Linked DNA regions of Mus musculus: region 2 is linked to region 1. A link is a loop called in an ENCODE intact Hi-C map of the cell type or tissue named here. Cell type or tissue: left cerebral cortex. All regions are shown on one strand. Links, peaks and the distances in the headings refer to the core of each region. The heading gives the core; the rest is flanking DNA.

Region 1 (5,343 bases), core at 344-5,343:
ACTGCTTTATATGGTATAGAATGGATTTTTCAGGAATTAGGAGGATCAAAAGGTCAAGGTCTGCCTGGGATATGTAGCAAGAACCTGTGCTATCTGAGCAATCATGAGTTTGTACACTTTAATTTCAGGCGCCATCGCAGTAGAAGCAGGGAAAGGAAGAAGTCTCGATCGAGGAGTAGGGATCGGAAAAAGTCTCGATCCAGAAGCAGAGACAGGAAGAAGTCAAGATCTAGAAGCAGGGATAGGAAACGAAGGATCAGAACTCGTTCCCGATCCAGATCCAGACACAGGCATAGGACTAGAAGCAGGAGCAGATCAAGGAGTCGAAGTCGGTAAGTGTTTATTATCCTGAATAAAGTATAGCAGACTTCTTACTGTTTAGCTTTTCTCAATTTGTATGCAACAATTTTATTTGCCGATTGACTTAATATATACTTTAATAAATCACTGCATCATCATAAAGAGAAATGTAGGGCCTAGTTGTTGTCTCAGTGAGCGTGCTTTACTATACTTTGTCTAAGGATTCTGTGCCTTGAGCGACAAAGAAAAGTGCTATACATATCCTTACACATGCATATGAAGATACAGGTAACCTAAAGTCATTATGGGGTTTGGCTGTTTTTTTTTTTTCTTTTTTAATCACAAGAGCTGATTTTGATGATTTTATGCTATATATACTATAAACGCTGTGCATGTCAGACCTTTTGGATTTTGGATTTTTGTTTTTTGGGTGTTTTTGGGGTGGGTTTTGTTTTGTTTTTGTTTTTCGAGACAGGGTTTCTCTGTGTAGCCCTAGCTGACCTGGAACTCACTCTGTAGACCAGGCCAGCCTGGTCAGAATTCAGAACTCAGAATTCCGCCTGCCTCTGCCTCCTAAGTGCTGGCATTAAAGGTGTGCACCACCACACTTGGCGGATTTTGTCTTTCTAATTTACCTATTTGATTTTTTTTTTAATGTTTTTGAGTGGTTTTGCTTGAGTGTATGTGTGCTGTTGCTGCATGCATAGTATCTGAGGTCAGAAGAGGACTTGGAACTAAAGTTATAGGTGGTTGTGAACCTCTGTATTGATGCAGTGAGTTGAATCTAGGTTCTCTTCTCTCTGCTTCGTCATCTCTAGCCACTGGGTGAGGGTGTCTCTGTGCACTTGTACATGCATGTACATGCTCTTCTACTGATGAAAACCTGAAACTTGCCATGTCAGCCAGCCTGGCTGGAAGTTCTTGAGATTCCCAAATGCTAGGGTTACAGCCATGTCCAGCTTTTTTCATAAGCTGTGGGGATTTAACATCAGGTTCTCTTGCTTTCACAGCAAGCATTGCTTCACGCTGAGCCAGCTTCTTTCTTTTTCTTTCCTTTCTTTTTTTTTTGGGGGGGGTCGTTATTCTTTTTTAGATTGTAGTGTGTGTTATGGTCAAGCTAAGAGTCTCACTGTCTTCTTTGGCTGGCCAAAAATGCCAAGCTATCCTCTAATCCCTGTGATTGCTGGGATTAGAATTTTGGGGGTTGTATTTGGATAAAGGGTCTCCATGTAGTTCTTACTCCTTCCGGTTCTATGGCGCTCTGTATAGACAAGGCTGGTCTTCAGCTCTAAGACTTCCTCCTGCCTCTACCTACCAAGATCTGCAATTTTTCTTAAGCTTATTAATATTTTTTTCTTTAAAGATTTGTTTATTTTATATGTGTGAGACCACTGTGGTTGTCTTCAGACACAACACAAGGAGGGATCATACTCCATTACAGATGGTTGTGATCAACCATGTGGGTGCTGGGAATCAGGACCTCTAGAGGAGCAGTCAGTGCTCTTAACCACTGAGCCATCTCTCCAGTCCCTTGTTTGTTTATGAGATTATTTTATTTGCATTTCTGTCCTACTTTTCCACCCTCCAATATACCCCTCCCTGCTCTCCTTCAAATTCATGGCTATATTTTTCATTAGTTGTTGCTAAGTACATATATATAATTCTATATACATATAAATATAGTCTGTTGTAACTTATTTTCAGGCAATTAGTTTAAGAGGCAAGAAGGAAGTCCAATACAATATGACTTGATAGCCTACTTTGAGAATCTAACACTCAGTAGTTTATTTTATGCATATTTAAACATAGCATTTTACTGGTGACAAGTAACTCAATCCAGTGCCTACTAAATAAGTTGAAACTCTTGTGTAGTACAAGTGACATCTTCCATGAAGATGGGTTCTATAGATGCAACTAAGGGTATTTGGAAGGATAGTGCTGTAGATTGACAGAGATAGACTCAAGGTAAGGGTCTGGAGGAACTGGTGGCATGACCGTCCATACAGGTAGCCCAGAGATCACCAGGCTATTAATTTGAACCACATCCATTTCCTGCCTTTTGGACAGAAAACATGTTATACATCTGTGTTTGACTTTACTGGCTTCCTTCCTGCACAAGAACCTGTTTGCCTTATACAAGTTGAAGCCAGCAGAGGACGCTTAAATACCTTTTATCTGGGGTTACAGGCAGTTGTTAGGCACCCAGCCTGAACTTCAGTTTTTTTTGGGGGGGGGGGGTAAGGGGATTTGTTGTTTTGTTTTTTTGTTTTGTTTTCAAGAAAGGGTTTCTCTGTACAGTCCTGGCTGTCCTGGAACTCACTCTGTAGACTAGGCTGGCCTTGAACTCAGAAATCCACCTGCCTCTGCCTCCCAAGAGCTGAGATCAAAGGTGTGCGCCACCACGCCTGGCTGCTGAACTTCAGTCTTAATAACAGCAAGTACTCTTACCATCTGAGCCCAACTCAAACCCACTGGATGAGTTTTTTTCTATTGCATTTTTCTAATCTAGTGATTAATAACTATTATCTGAGATGTTAATAACTCAGCTTAAAATAGGAATATTTAAGTCCTCATTGTGTACATACAAACATACAGAATGAACAGTGTTTGAACTAATCTTTGCATCACTAAGTATACAGTTAGAAAGTTGGAAATAGCCAGTGTGATTCCAGCTATAGCATGGGTGTTGTTAACTGGCCATGTGTATGAGAAATTTAGAATTACTTTATAAAGGATGTATTGATTGTTGGGGATAGAGATGATTCAGAGGTTACAAGCACTGGCTGCTCTTATTCCGTTCACAGCACTCATGGCTTCTTACAACATCTACTATTTATTTTAGAGATAGAAAGAAGAGAATTGAAAAACCAAGAAGATTTAGCAGAAGCCTAAGCCGGACACCTAGTCCACCTCCCTTCAGAGGCAGAAACACAGCAATGGACGCTCAAGAAGCACTAGCTAGGAGGTACGTATCTTTTCCCATGTAATTCTTTTTTTTTTTCTTTTTCAACTTTAAGTAGCTGGTCAATTGTATAGACAAGCTTTTAACCCAGAATAATCATACCTTCCTCTAAAAAATTCCTAACCATAAATGCTTTTGTACACTTATGATACAGAACTATCTGAGTAGGTTTTTAGTTGGTGATTTTGCCGGTTTTTAATTTGCACATTCAAGAAGACTGACATTTTTGCCTTTGGGGTTACCTGATTTTTTTTTTTTTTAAATCATATATTTAGGCTTTTAATGTCTTTGTTTGAATTTGAGGACTTTGAGTTAGAAATATGGCTCAAGGACCTCTTGTCTCTTCCCTTTTCTCTTAAGACAAAATACCTAACACTGAGATTTTTGTCACCAGTTTTTAGATTTAGTAGGTACATATCATTAGCCACTTTATTATCTTGTAGTGTAGGAAGGATGTTGCATTTCCAAAGTTTATGAGTGCCAGGTGGTTGTTTGGCCACATTAGAGCAAGTCGATAACTGAAATATGCAGGAGCCAAAGAGCGAAGAACATGTTTGCAATTTTTTGCATATTCTGAAAATTATACTTTTTGGATTTGGGGTTTTTCTTTTTCTTTTTTTCTTACAAAATTGAGTTTGTATTTTTTTTTCATTATAAAAATACAGTTCTCACAGTGTAACCTGATGTGCTGCTGCCCTGTGAAGCCAGCCTGGCAGAAACTCCACTGAACAGCAGCAAAGGTGTGAGCTCACCCCTTCTTCATCCATTCACCTTAGTGAATGGACTTGGTTCCGACCTGCAATGGCCCTACAAGCGCAACCAATAGTTGTCTTGTTTGGAGCGACGGAGTTGTGGAAATCTAATTTATAATGATTTGTTTATTAACTGACAGTATTTTCCAAGCATTGAAATTTTCTATTTCTTACATATATCTGTTACATTTTCTTTTTTAACTGTTACTAAGGTAAAGTTATAGACTGTTGTATATGTTGGTATTCATCGTTAATTCTTGCATTAAGAGGCAGGAGAATCAATTCAGGGTCATTCTTGACTATATCAATACTTTGAGGACAGCGTTAGGCCTATGTAAGACCAAAAAGAAAAAATACAAAGTTGTTACTACTATTAAGCCATTTGATATAGATTATCAGTGATGTTAGTATCACAAGGAGATAGGAAACCCCTCTAAAAGAAATGTGTGAAGTGTTAGTCCATGCCTTCAGTCCCAGTACTTAGGAGGCAGAAGTCCATAAACGTCTTGAGTACATCTTGTATCCAGCCTGGGCTACATAGAGAATTCTAAGATATCAGGGGCTATCTGCTGAGAGACCCTGACTCCAAAACAAAACAAAGAAACATGTAAATATGTTTCTTTTGTTTGGTTTTAAGTGTCAGAATTTAAAGCAGTTTTGAAAATAAATGATCTGTGACCTATTTTACTAATTAACATAATTAGAAACTTGCTCTCAAAGATTATCTTATGTGCTTAATAAAGGAAAAAAGGATAATAGGTTATGACATATCTTGTGTAATTTAAGTACTTGTTAAAGCAAGTATCTGCTGATAGCTCACTGTGGCACACATCTCTAACCCTAGCATTTGGCTGATATCATCATAAATATAAGGTCATTCTAGCTATCTGAGTTTGAGGCCATGTGAGATAGATACCTTCTAGAAAAGAGAAAAATTGAAAATACCTGTTAACTGTCACTATAATGCACATGTGTCACAAAACAAAAAAATAACCTTTTCCTCCATCCTGCCTGGTTTGGACCACATTAATGAAAGATAACATTTGAAAGGGGTTTCTCATTCAAGGAATACTCTGCTGTATAAGAAATGAATCTGAACAAACATGGTAATTTAGTGTAAAGTATAATTTCTTTTGTTTTATATTGACATTTATATTCTATGTTACCAGTTATTTTCTTAGTCATAGATTTCCTAATTTGGTTTGTCTTCTTTATTAGATTGTGATGAAAGGTTTTTGCATGTCATCTTCTAAATTAAAGATTATTGTGATCCCTTCTTTGAATATAAAGTAGATGAATTGGTTTTACCCAGGGTAAAATTCTTTCCCA
Region 2 (5,382 bases), core at 176-5,175, 190 kb before region 1:
CAGCACCCTCTTGCACCAGGCAGACACATGGTGCACAGACATGCATGCAAGTGAAACACCCATACATATGAAACAAAACAAAAATGGGAAGAAATGCAAACCCCCGTTAGCACCTCTTTGGCATAGAGATATCTGGAAGCTGGGGATGCAGCTTCTCCAAAGCCACAAACACAAGCACACAGCACAACCGCTATTTCAGGATAAGACAGACTCCAGTTCATCACCTAAGCCGCTAGATTCTGAGGCTGAAAACAAAGAAACAAACTACATCTCAACTCACCAAAAGTTGCAAGGCCACACACTCTCGTCACGTATTTCTTCTTTGCTCTGGGAATTTTGGCTATCGTGACCTTCTGTGGTACTGTCTTCTTCTTCTGTTTTATTTGACCTCTTCCACCTTCATTAAGAAAGAACTCACATCAATTGCTTCCTTCTTCACAGTTATAAAACACTGCACAATGTTGAGTCTTCTGCTTCATTTTTAAGTTCTTTTCTAATACAAAATTACCCAGGCTACTTATCCAATAAACATTTACCAACTGGTGCCTACTATGTGCTGGGCACTGCACGAAGGACTTAGGGTGCAAAGATAAACAAGACACAGGTCCCATCCTGCAGACTCACAGTCTATTAAAATGAGAGGTGGTGGGGTGTTAAACCAGACATGGTGGTGCAGGCCTATAGTATCGCAGCACTCAGTTCAAGGCCAGCCTGGCTTATTCAGTAAGACCACTTAAGGGCCTATGGATTTGTTATCACCCCAGAACCTATGTGATACAAGGAAAAAACTGGCTCCTACAAATTGTCCTCTGACTCCACACATGTGTATCACCTCTACATACAGTAAACATATATACAGTTTTGGTTTTTATCAAGATAGGGTTTCTCTGTATAGTCCAGGCCTGTCATGGAACTCAGAAATCCACCTGCCTCTGTCTCCTGAGTGCTGGGATTAAAAGTGTGAGCCGACACCACCCAACACAATAAAAAATAAATAAATAAATAACAACAACAAACAGGAACTATTTCCTCAAAGAAGTGACTTCTAAGGTGAATGATAAAGGGGAGTACACAGGTGAAGACAAACGGCTGGACACATATATATAAGCAGTCCAAGAGAAAAAGACATTACATTTAGAGAGTGCACTGTCTTGCTGGAGAATGCTTATGGCTAGGTAGCACAGGATGTCAGAAGTCAGTAAGGAATGGGAGCCAAGCCCAGGCATCACTACATTGGGCAAAGCATAACCAGTGAAGAGAGAAAGAAGGAAAAGAAAGATTCATAGCTGTGAGGATCATGTCAGCTGCCGTGTGAAGGGTGGGTCCATGAGAGTAAGGTGGAAGGGGAGGCAATCACTGCTCCTGCACTCACTCCAGCAGAAACTCAGCAAAAAAGAAACCCAGTGTGGCCTCCGTAACAGCTGCTAGTCCCAGAGTAAAGTACAGGAGGGACAGAAAGGGCTGGTTTCAGGACTATTAAAGAGGGCAGAGCCCAGCACAGCTCTTGGGTTTCCAGATTAGATGACAGAATAATTGTGCTACCTTTGCCAAAAAGGGGGAAATAAAACGTCAATTCAGGACCAGTCAGTTTATCTTTGGAAGCGCGTCATGTGTGGTACCTGTGGGGACCAGGCACATTTCCAGATGCAGAGATACAGATTTAGGAACTATAGGAATACACTGGAGCAGAAGTTAGAGATATGACAGACACAGCCTGGGAGAATGAGCAGAATGAGGGCCTGGGAAGTCCTTTTTAAGGGACACCTGGAAGAAAAGAGGTTTACACAGACGAATGAGAGAAATTCACACTTCAGAAAGGTTCACGTGTTCTTTCTACTTAGCAAATACCAAGACACTGGTGACTTTTACCACAGTTTCAGTAAGGTTAAATAAAGTCAGGCTAAGACAGGATGGAACAGCAGTGAGTGACAGGGGTGGGGGTGGGAAGACAGTCCACCTAGTACAGAGGTCTGACTGAGGACACATGACAACAGTGAAGAAAAGGGAGCCATAGACTTGGCAGAGATCTCTCTTCAAGTAGCATGTAGAAGGCCTTAGGTCCAATGCCCAGCACCGAAGGGAAGCTAGGGGAGGGCAAATCTTTAAAATATGCTCAGCAGTTAAGCACACTTGATGCTCCTAAGATGAGCCCAGCTTTGGTTCCTGGGCCCACATGACTGCTAACAAGCCCCTGTAACTCCAGCTCCAGAGATAGGACTCCTACTGCCTATCTCCATGGGCAAAGCATGCTTACAGTGCATAGACATACAGACAAAGCACCCATACATATACAATTAAAATAAAACTAAATCGTGGGGAGAAAAAAAAAAAAAGAGCTGATTTTAGTCACAAAACAGCGAGGAAGAGGTGAACGGGATGGCGCTCCAGCATGAAGACTGTTTTAGAGAGGACAGAGCTTAGTGTAAGCAACACTTCAATACAAAGGAGCCTTCAGCAGAATGGCTGCATGTTAATGCACATAGGGCAAACACGCATGTATTTTGAGTAAGTCTTGTTTCTCCCTTGGAGGCAGGGTCTCTCTACAAACCCCCGGCTGTCCTGGAACTCACTGAGATCTGTCCACCTCCGTCTCCCAAGTGTTGAGATTAAAGGTGTCGCACCATGCCTAGCTAGTTTTGCTTTTTCTTTTTTTGAGTCAAGAGTCTCTATGTAGCTGAGGCTGCCCTTGAATTCCCAGCAGTCCTCTGGCCCCAGTCTCTCAAACACTAACATTTGGAGCACGAGCCACCATGCCCGCTCACGTCACCAAGCACATATGCCTCAGCTCACAGCCCTCTTCTCTCCACCTGCTTTCTATAAAGGGAGGGAACGTTTGCATAAACCACAACTGGGGTAGGCCTTACCTCTTTTTTGTTTTTTCTTCTCCTCCTCTTCCCCTACTGGTCCTTGGCCTTCAGTAATTCCAGTTTCTTGTTTGGGTGAATTTTCTGGATAGAATAATGAAGCGGAAGAGCATGAACATCATTTTATACTAATGTTTTTTAAAGAAGAAAGAAATCACCTGCTGAGGATGTGGCTGAGGCTTGAGTGCACAGAGCCCTGGGTTCTGGCCCTACTTTAATCCCAGCACTGAGGTGGAGGCAGGAGGATCGAAGTGCAAGGTTTGGATGTTTTGGCTTCCAGTTGTGCTGGCTGGCGGGTGTTTCCTTACCCCCAGTAAACACCATTCTACAACTGCTGATTGTATGCTTGAGATTTCTCTATTGCTATCAGATTTTTCCTTTTTTTTTTTTTTTTTTTTAAGACAGGGTTTCTCTGTGTAGCCCTGGCTGTCCTGGAACTCACTCTGTAGAGCAGGCTGGTCTCGAACTCAGAAATCCACCTGCTCCCAAGTGCTGGGGTTAAAGGCGTGTGCCACCAACGCCTGGCATTTTTCCTATTTTTTAAATTATTTAACTGACAGAAAAAAGAAACCTGATCAAAACCTCTAGACTGTCTAGACTGTATCATTTTGGAGGCTTGTCTCGGATTTTTTTTTGAGGACTATGAACAGAGGGATTTTACTAGTAAAATGCTGCCAATCAGCCTACAAGGTTCTAATGTTTCTGCCAGCTACAAAGTTATGCCTCATCTTATTAAACTAAACTTTTGCTAACCAAGATGTCAAATTTTTTTCCTCATTAACTTTGTATCTTAACGTTCCCCATGAGATTACAATCAAAGAAACTCAATGGCCAACATAAGCTTAAATTGTTTTTTTCTTGTTTGCTTTTTATGGTTTTTGAGACAAGGTTTCCCTGTGTAACCTTGCTTGTTTTGCAACTCAATGTAGATATGGCTGGCCTTAAACTCAGGGATCCACTGGCTTCTGCCTCCCAAAAGCCAGGATTAAAGGTGCTCCACCACGCCCAGTTTACTCCTTGAACTCTTAAAGCTGACAAATGGCTTCCTCCACAGTTACATCTCATGGTAGACAATGTTACAAATGTTACCACACTCATATGACAAGCTCCAAAGATACACACCATCCCCAAATGGGGATGCCCTAGATCACTGCCCCTGGTAAAGTTTTATTGTGGCACCTTACACAGACTCCTTCTGAGGCACTGGAACTGCTGCACACATCCTCCTCCCCAAGTCCCCTAAGAGCAGTTAGGGTGACCTCTGAGAGAATGGAAGGAGAAATTAGGAGATAGGCAGACTCTGTGGCAGCTGACCTTGTCTCAAAAATCTAAAAACAAAACACAAAACACCCCACAAGGCTCTGCCTCAGCCACTAAGGTAGGAGGATTATAGGACACATCACTATGCCCAGCTCACAAATTATGATTCTTTTTTAGCCATGTGGAAGGGAAGTAAAATACTCAGATCAAGAAAATTTCTAATGGGACTACAGAGGTGACTTAGCAAGTAAGGGCATTTGCTGTTCTAGCAGAGGAGCTAGGTTTGACTACCAGAACCTACATGGTGGCTCACAGTGATCTGTAGCTCCAGCTATAGGAAATCCTACACCCTTTTTGGCCTCCACAGGCACCAGGCATACATGTTTTGCACAGAAATACATGCAAGCAAAACATCTATATACATGAAATAAAAAATAAAATCTAAAAGTAATAAAAAAGCAAAAAAGGACGAGTAGTGGTGGCCTTTAATCCCAGCACTTGAGAGGCAGAGGCAGGTGGATTTCTGAGTTCGAGGCCAGCTTGGTCTACAGACTGAGTTCCAGGACAAACAAACAAATAAGGGAAACTTTCGTTTCTTTCTTCCATCCCTTCTCTCTCCCTCCCTCCCTCTCAACATTTTTCTTTCTTCCATCCTCTCTCTCTCTCTCTCTCTCTCTCTCTCTCTCTCTCTCCCCTCCCTCCCTCTCTCTCTCAACATTTATAAAGTTCTGGCCAGCCAGAGTTATGGTGAGATTGTCTCCAAAACAAAACAACCTGTATTGTTCAGATAGAAATAAAAATACAATATAAGCAACTTGTTATTACCATGGCAGCTGCAGGGATATAACAGAAAGGACTCAATCTAAATGTCAATGTTCATCAAAGAAAACTAGCCTTGCAGCCAACTGGGAAGGAATTACATTTAGCCAGAAGCATGGCGGCATGTTCTGTCCCCCATGATTTGGCACAAGAGTGGGAGCAGGAGGGTAAGGAGCTTGAGGCCAATCTTGATACACAGTGACTATATGCAGGGCTACATGAAGAAAAAGATGTTCGATTCACCTATCATTCAAAGTGCTTAATGATAAAGCTCACTTGCTGCTCCACAAACGAATCAGCAGCCACTCACAGTCCTCATCTTCCTCAGTGACTGCCAGTTAAGACAGCTAATCTCAGACCATGTGCTTCCCAGGATTCATCCTGTGAGTGAGCGAGCACCTCACCTCAGCTTTCTGTGCAGCAGATGCACACTCATCGC

Evidence for each region. Hi-C counts contacts between places; a loop is a spot of excess contacts. Peaks named below come from ENCODE experiments on the same cell type or tissue, not always from the same donor. Only the 100,000 strongest peaks of a DNase experiment are listed, where the experiment ranks them.
Region 2: a loop joins it to region 1, with 2.6 times the contacts of the local background. A loop is called at or near these places in 1 of 42 quality-filtered maps.

Annotation. Positions count from the first base shown.
Region 1 is chr5:123,734,481-123,739,823 of GRCm38, reverse strand. It overlaps Rsrc2 (arginine/serine-rich coiled-coil 2), which reads left to right. Exons shown (of 10, transcript NM_001005525.2): 5 at 129-332; 6 at 3,143-3,265. Among named protein-coding and RNA genes, the nearest start is that of Rsrc2, 12 kb to the left of the region's middle. In left cerebral cortex, for the core only: no CTCF peak of the experiment used is centred there; no DNase peak of the experiment used is centred there.
Region 2 is chr5:123,919,746-123,925,127 of GRCm38, reverse strand. Denr (density-regulated protein) reads right to left here. Exons shown (of 8, transcript NM_026603.4): 5 at 2,865-2,948; 6 at 281-397. Among named protein-coding and RNA genes, the nearest start is that of Ccdc62, 8.3 kb to the left of the region's middle. In left cerebral cortex, for the core only: no CTCF peak of the experiment used is centred there; a DNase peak (open chromatin) is centred at 2,764; H3K27ac peaks cover 358 bases.